Regions from separate parts of the Homo sapiens genome. Here region 2 is linked to region 1. A link is an interaction called in ENCODE POLR2A ChIA-PET data of the cell type or tissue named here. Cell type or tissue: MCF 10A. All regions are shown on one strand.

Region 1 (4,000 bases):
ATGTTGGCCAGGCTGGTCTCGAACTCCTGACCTCAGGTGATCCACCCGCCTCGGCCTCCCAAAGTGCTGGGATGACAGGCGTGAGCCATGGCGCCCGGCCTGATTATTTCATTTACTCCCTGCAGCAACCCTGGACTGCAGGGGTGGTGATCACCCCCCATTTTACCAAACAGAAGCAGAGAGTGACCGCGGGTGCCCACCTGACCCCGTGTCTCCAGCGGGAACGTGAAGCTGATGCTGCTCCCGCCCCAGGCCTGAAGCCGGCCCCCTGCCCCAAACCAGCCTGACCAGCGGCACCGTGGAAACCCACCGGGATCTCTGCCACCCACAGGAGGCTGGGGCATCTCTCACCCCCTCTGTGCCTCAGTTTCCTAATCTGTCACACAGGGAGGCTGGACCCAAACCAATTGATTGTTGTCATGGGTGGAGCCGGAACCCGCTATGGCTCCCTCCTGCCCTCGGGATAAAATGCAGCCTCTGCCGTGCGGCCTCCTCACTCCCTCCCTCTCACCTTTTCAAGGTCCTGGAACCATCTCTGCACCTGTATCCCCCACCCCACCTGTCACCTTCAGGGCACTAGCAACACTCAACTCATGTCACTTCCTCCAGGAAGCCCTCCCTGAATTCCCGAACAAAGCTCCTGGTGTGGGCACCTGCTTTCACTCTTGGGCGGTGTTGTCTTCATCGGTTCACTCAATCAGGGTCTCAACTGGGGTAATTCTGTCCCCTCAGGGGACACTGGGCGGTGTCGGGGGACATCTGTAATTGTCATGACGGAGGGAAGTGGGACCTTCCCTGACTAATATTCCCTCACATCGGTCCATGCTCCTGGCATGGAGTGGGTGGAGGCCAGGGATGCTGCTCAGCACCCTGCAGTGCCCAGGACGGCCTCACCCCAGAGAACAGTCCAGTGTCAGTGTCCACAGTGCCCAGGGGGAGAGACCTGCTTTAATTATTTGGGAATAAACTGAGTGTCCTCCCTACTCACACCAGACACTGGAATAAACTCCAGATGGAGCAGACGGCATAAACCCGGGAGCCCCAGCTCCTGGGACTCATCTCCTCTCTCTCTTCCCACTCAGGTGTGGATTTCAATGTGTGCAGCCTCCTGGGACCTCCGCAGGGCAGAGGATCATGGGATGCAGAATCTCTTGGGGTCTGTGGAATCTTCTATCCCAGAGGGTCTCAACCAAGGTGTTTCTGTCCCAGGGGACGCTGGGTGATGTCTGGGGATATTTGTGGTTGTCATGACTGGGGGTGCTCCTGGCATGGAGTTGGTGGAGGCCAGGGACACTGTCAGCACCCTGCAGTGCCCAGGATGACCCACCCCAGAGAACGATCCACCTCACATGTTAAATGGCGGTAAGGGGGTGAACCCACCCCCTGCATGGCTCCAGGGGCACCCAGAGTGGGGCCCCAGCCCTGTGGCCGCCTCTCCTCCCACTTCCTCCGGGCGCCTGTCCTCTGCACCTGCATCCTCTGGCCCTGGCTCCCTTCAGAGCTGGTCACAGCTGGCAGCCCGCGTGCTGTAAACACCCACCCAGGCGTGCCAGCCAGACCTGGCTTTCTGTCACTCCCGGCTGATTCTGAATTCCCAGTCTCACATGGGCCAGAGGGTGACTGGCTCGAGACTTGCCTCTCATTACGAGCAAAGCTCTGATTCAGCCGGAATATTAGTCAGGGTACAGCATGTCACATTCCAGGAGGCTGATCAGCTCCGACCTCAACACCGGCAGCTGACTCAGCCCGGGGAGTTGCATGTGCTGACTACTCCTTCTGAGCCTCACAGTTATGTTCTCGAGATTTCACTCAGTGTCCTATGGTGTCACTGGTCCTGGTCGCAGACACAGACTCACCTGTGTGCAGGAGGTCAGGTGAGGATCGGTCCCAGCACCTTCATTCTTTGTTTCTTTCACTCACTCAGTAAACATCTGGTGAAGACTTGGACCAGATCCCTGATCTTAATGAAGGAGGTGACGGTCCGGCCCAGGTGACAGGCACAGTTAATGTGATGATCACAACACAGTTGCCATGTGACCCTGGGCACGTCAGCCCCTCTCAGCTACTGTTTTCTCCTATGTGAAGTGGAGATCATTATCTCAATCTCAACATGGCAAACAACACGGCAAGTGTATGAGTCAGCTACTGCTGAGTAACAACAGCGGCAACAAAGACACCATTTGCCATCTCACAACTTCTGTGTGTCAAGAGTCTGGCTTAACTGGGTCCCCCGCTCAGAGTCTTATAAGCCTAAAATCAAGGTATGGGCTGGGCCGAGTTGTCATCTGGAATTTGGGGTCCTCTTCTGAGCTAGTTTGGTTATCGGCAGAATTCATTTCCTTGCAGCTCTAGGAATGAGGTCCCTGTTTACCTACTGGCTGTTGGATGTGAGTGCTCTGAGCCCCTAGAGGCTACTCTCAGGTGTCTGCCACATGGACCCTCCACAGGCAGCTCACGACATAGCTGTTTGCTTTCTTTAAGGCAAGAAACCCCTTCCCTTTCTCTCTTTCTTTCAACTGTGGTGTGTGTGTGTGTGTGTATATATATATATAACATAAGACGGATCATCTTAACCACGTTTATGTGTACGGTTCAGTGATGTTAAGTATACTCACACTGCTGTGCAATGGCTCTCCAGAACCTTCCATCTTGTAAAACTGAGACACTGTATCCACTGAACAACAGCTCCCCTCTTCCCTCCCCCAGCCCCTAGCACCCACCATTCTCCCTTCTGTCTCTCTGAATTTGACACCTCGGGATGTGCTTCTGGTCTCTTTTATGGGCTCACCTGATGAGGTCAGGCCCACCCAGGATGTCTCCTTTTTGATGAGCTCAGGTCAACTGACTAGGAATCTTCGTCGCATCTGCAAAATCCCTTTACCGAACACACGACCTAACTGCATTAACCTAACCACTGGAGTGACACCCCATCGTATTCGCAGGTCCAGCCCATCCTCAAGTGCAGGGGATTAGATAAGATGTGGGCACCAGGCGGTGGGGGTCTTGGGCGCCATCTTGGAATTCTGCCTAGGACTGTAGCTGTAAAAGACATGGTGGCCATTGCTGCTGTAGGTGCCATTAGTAGGAAACACACACAAAGTGGCCCCCAAGGAGCACGTACTATGCATCAGGCTCTGTGCAAGGCACAGAGAAAACAGCAAAGAACTTTGGGGAAAGTTGAAGACTTGAGGTGAACAACTGGATATCTTAGTAGGTCTCTCTGAAGGTTGAGCAAATGGATAGGGGATATTGGGAGATGGGTTATGTCCCTTGGAAAGAACTCCAAATGTCCCTTTCAATAACTTTCCACTCTACCAGTCATCTCCTCCTTCCAGAAATTCTCAGGAGGCAGCGCTTGGTGGCTCTTCTGCAGATGCCAGGATGGTGACGGTGACAGCAGGCCACGCTCTTGTGTTTAGAATAGGAGGTCCCCAAGGACACAGAGTCACAGACGGGTCAGGTAAGTTGCCTGGGCGCCCACACGAATAGGAGGTGCTTCTGGATTTGAAACAAGTCTTCTAGTGCTAGGAGCCCCAGAACACACCTAGTGCCACCCCCTCCCCACGACAAAGCCCACCAGAAGGGCTGGCTGCCTAAAGAGGTAGTGGACAAGACCTCACAGACTCACAGACTAGTGGGAGAAGACAGAAGAGCGTAGCCCTGAACGCAGTGTGGGGGCACACGGTGATTGGAACCTGGCACCCACATCAACGGTCAAAGTCTAGATGGTTTTGTTTGGTTGTACTCCCGCCTCCCTCTGACCCCATGCCCACGAGTAAGAGGAGCTCCGTCCACATTTATGGACACTTAATGTTCCTGCACACCCATAAATAAGGTGAAGCCGAGTCTGCATGTGTGCGAAAGGGCACAGAGCTTTGCACATACATGGTGCCAGGGTCCATTTCCTGGTTTTGTACTATGGTTACGTAAGATGTCACCACTGGGGGAAACTGTGAAGATACATGTGATGTTTTTTGCTCTGTGTGATTTTTGCAACTTC
Region 2 (4,000 bases), 140 kb before region 1:
GCGCTCGGGAGCCCCCAGCGCCGGCTGTCGACCCCCTCCAGAGCCCGGCGGTGCCAGCCTCCCTCTGTTGCCCGCCAGGCGCGGTGTCTGCGGCCGCCCCGGCAGGAGGGGTTGGGGGGTCCGGGCCGGCGGCAGCTCCGGCGGCGTCTCCCTCCTCCAAGCCCCTGGCGGCGGGCGGCCGGGCCGAGGGCGGGGCGTCTGCACAGACCCTCCTTTTGTGAGCGGCGCCTTCCCCGGGCGGCCTGGCGCGCAGGGCTCGGGCACTGCGCCAGGGCCCGGAATAGCCTCCCTGCCCGGCCGCCCGCCCCACGCCCCGGCGGAGCCGCCTGACCTGCCCGGTCGGGCGCAGAAGAGCCTGGGGCCGCGGTGGCACAGGAACCGGGTGCGTGCTCAGCTGCACGGGGCTGCAGCCGCTACTCTCCGCTGGGCCGGCACTGGACGCGTGCAGCCGGGCCTACTGTGCGCAGCCCGTCTTTTGTGTGAAAACGCCCGCTGTGTGCAGATCTCCGTCTTCGTGCAGGGCCTACTGTGCGCCGCACCCCCCTTCCATGCAAAGCCTACTGTGTGCAGAACCCCATTTGCCTGCAATGCCTACTGTGTGCGGCCCCTCTCCTGCGTGCAAACGCCTGCTGTGTGTGACCCTTTTCTTGCATGCAAGGCCTACTGTGTGCAGAGCCCTACCTTCTTGCAGTGCCTACAGGGTGCAGCCCCTCTCCTGCGTGCAGACGTCCACTGTGTGCAGATCGCTGTCTTCGCGCTGGGCTTACTGTATGCAGCACCTCTCTTCCATGCAAAGCCCACTGTGTGCAGAGCCCCACCTGGCCGCAATGCCTACTGCGTGCAGACACCCAGATACATACAAAACCGACTGTGTGCAGGCATCCACCTACATGCAAACACCTGCACCTGCACTCGTGCAAACACCCACCGTGCACAGGCACCCACTGACAAACATTCATGTGAGGAGCCCCCAAGCTCCCACACTCCCAAACGGCCTTGTCTTTTTGTCTTTTTTTTTTTTTTTTTTTTTTTTTAAGATGGAATCTTGCTCTGTCGCCCAGGCTGGGGTGCAGTGGCACGATCTCAACTCACTGCATCCTCCCCCTCCCAGGCTCAAGCGATTCTCCTGTCTCAGCCTCCTGAGTAGCTGGGACTACAGGCGCGCGCCACCACGCCCAGCTTGTATTGTATTTTTAGTTTTGTATTTTTAGCAGAGATGGGGTTTCACCATGTTGGCCAGGCTGGTCTTGAACTCCTGACCTCAGGTGATCCACTTGCCTCGGCCTCCCAAAGTGCTGGGATTACAGGGGTGAGCCACCGTGCCCAGCCTCATTTTTTTTTTTTTTTTTTTGAGATGAAGTCTCGCTCTTGTGCCCCAGGCTGGAGTGCAATGGCGCAATCTCAGCTCACTGTAACCTCCACCTCCTGGGTTCAAGAAATTCTTCTGCCTCAGCCTCCCGAGTAGCTGGGATTACAGGCACCTGCCACCACGCCCGGCTAATTTTTGTATTTTTAATAGAGACGGCATTTCACCATGTTGGCCAGGCTGGTCTCGAACTCCTGACCTCAGGTGATCTGCCTGTCTCAGCCTCCCAAACTGCTGGGATTACAGGCATGTGAGCCATGGTGCCCGGCACAAACAGCCTTGTCCATGCAAGCACAAGCACCCACATGTGTCTAAGACCCTGGTGTGCACACCTGCACTCTGACCTGCACTGCGTGTTCCCACTAGGGAAATGCAAATATTTCTAAGCTCCAATGCTCACTCCACAGAGCCCCGAGGCCTGTGAATACCCGCGGTATACAGAGATCCATGAGGTGCCAGTACTCAAACTGTGGAAGCCTGCACGTGCTGATTTGGGGTGGGAGTAGAGTGCAGGGAACTCATCTGTGTGCAGCCCCTTTCTCTGGGCCCTTTGTGTGCACCTCAGTTTACCCCACCTGGGTAAGAGACTCTGCCCTGCTGGAGTCTCTTCTGGTTCTGACTTTGAAGGGCTCCAAGGTGTGGGGGGAAAGGGGGCTGCATTCCCTCTCTGCTGTGTGCCTCTGGGTGGTGGATTCAGGCTAGCAGGGCTGGGGGCTGGGCCTCCAGGCCCTTCCCGGAAGCCCGGGAAGCAGGTGCAAGGGTAGGCAGTCTCCACGGGCAGGGCGCCAGACCTTGGCTTCCCTGAAACTGGGCACAGCAGCTGGGAGAGGTTTCCGGGCCCGCCTGGCCCCACCTGGCCCCTGGCACTTTCGGAAGATGGGCGGGGCAGGCAGGCAATGCCAAGGACGGGCGAGGCCCAGCCTGCACAAGAGTCGCCGGTGAACCTGTGCGCACACACGGGTGTGCATGTATATGTGTGCACACGTGCATGGGCCATGCTGATGTGAGTTCTGTACCCCACCTACAAACGGGTGTGCTCATGAACACGTGCAGGGTCACCCTGGCACATGAACCGTGCAGCACAGGCAATGGCCCAGCGGTAATTCACCCATAGCGGTGACAGGAAAGAGATGCTTGTCTGCTTTGCTCACTGTGCGTCTCCAGCACCCCACAGCTGGTTGGCACTTGGTGAATATTTGCTGAGTGGACAAATGAGTGAATACACGAACACATCATTTTGCAAATATGTACTGAATGTCTCTACTCTGCATACCAGACATTTGCACATCTTCAAACAACAAAAAGATCCTGGGAAACGACATTCTAGACATCCACGGGGTGGGAATAAGCCCACGCCTGAGAGTACACACTCATGTCCAGGAAACACCTGAGTCCACTTTGATTTGTTCACCTCCAGAAGCCAGAGCCTGGTGCCCACACACAGGCCCTCATGCAGAGACACGCATTTTCTTTCTTTTTTTTCTTTCTTTCTTTTTTTTTTTGAGATGGAGTTTTGCTCAGTTGCCCGGGCTGGAGTGCAGTGGCGCGATCTCGGCCCACTGCAAGCTCCGCCTCCCGGGCTCACGCCACTCTCCTGCCTCAGCCTCCCGAGTAGCTGGGACTACAGGCGCCTGCCACCACGCCTGGCTAATTTTTCATATTTTTTTAGTAGAGACGGGGTTTCACCTTGTTAGCCAGGATGGTCTCGATCTCCTGACCTTGTGATCTGCCCACCTCGGTCTCCCAAAGTGCTGGGATTACAGGCGTGAGCCACTGCGCCCGGCCGCATTTTATTTTTTCTTTTCTTTCTTTCTTTTTTTTTTTTGAGATGGAGTCTCGCTCCATCGCCCAGGCTGGAGTGCAATGGTGTGATCTCGGCTCACCGCAAACTCCGCCTCCGGCTTCAAGTGATTCTCCCACCTCAGCCTCCCGAGTAGCTGGGATTACAGGTGCATGCCACCACATCTGGCTAATTTTTGTATTTTTAGTAGAGACAGGGTTTCACCTTGTTGGTCAGGCTGGTCTTGAACCCCTGACCTCAAGTGATCTGCCCACCTTGGCCTCCTAAAGTGCTGGGATAACAGACGTCAGCCACCGTGCCCGGCCAGGATTTTGGACACACAAATATCCCCTCTCTTCCCCTGCAAGCCTACCTGTGCTACCCACCCCAGCCATCCCCTCCTGAGGTGTCTGTCCTTCCATGCCTGAAGGGGTTCATGGGAGTGTGGGGAGTCCTACACCCCACCTGTGATTTTCCATCATTTGAGTTCTCCTATGGCTCAGACCATTGCCTGCAGGAAGCTCCAGAAACAGCCAGGGTTGGTGGGATTAGAACTGCACAGGTGGGGAGGTGATGCCCATATACCCTAAGAAACTATCCTTCCATTTCACAGCCGGAGAAACCGAGGCCCAGAGACAGGAAGGTCTTCTTGTTGAGCTAAGAAGAGAAATAGAGGGATGATAAACGGATGCCCTGACTGGGCCCCCTCAACCATCTCCTCTTGCAGCCAGAAACAGTAGGTTCCTACCGCCAACAAGGGTGGGGACAGGAAGGTGGGGGACCAGGGTGGGAGGAGGAGATGGGAGTGAGGCCCTGGGGGGAGGTGGAGCCTATGTCCTGGAGACAGACACAGA

The links. ChIA-PET counts read pairs that join two places held together with the same protein. Peaks named below come from ENCODE experiments on the same cell type or tissue, not always from the same donor. Only the 100,000 strongest peaks of a DNase experiment are listed, where the experiment ranks them.
Region 2: POLR2A ChIA-PET joins it to region 1 with 5 read pairs; 10 of 35 experiments call an interaction of 5 or more read pairs at or near these places.

Annotation. Positions count from the first base shown.
Region 1 is chr19:2,625,988-2,629,987 of GRCh38, forward strand. All of the region lies in intron 2 of GNG7 (G protein subunit gamma 7), which reads right to left. Among named protein-coding and RNA genes, the nearest start is that of MIR7850, 2.7 kb to the right of the region's middle. RefSeq lists an enhancer at 994-2,193. In MCF 10A, no CTCF peak of the experiment used is centred here; a DNase peak (open chromatin) is centred at 1,664.
Region 2 is chr19:2,489,108-2,493,107 of GRCh38, forward strand. LOC124904614 (a long non-coding RNA gene) reads right to left here. Exons shown (of 2, transcript XR_007067090.1): 2 at 2,599-3,803. Among named protein-coding and RNA genes, the nearest start is that of GADD45B, 15 kb to the left of the region's middle. RefSeq lists silencers at 1-157, 168-257, 278-377 and an enhancer at 1,754-2,255. In MCF 10A, no CTCF peak of the experiment used is centred here; DNase peaks (open chromatin) are centred at 334, 2,194 and 2,514.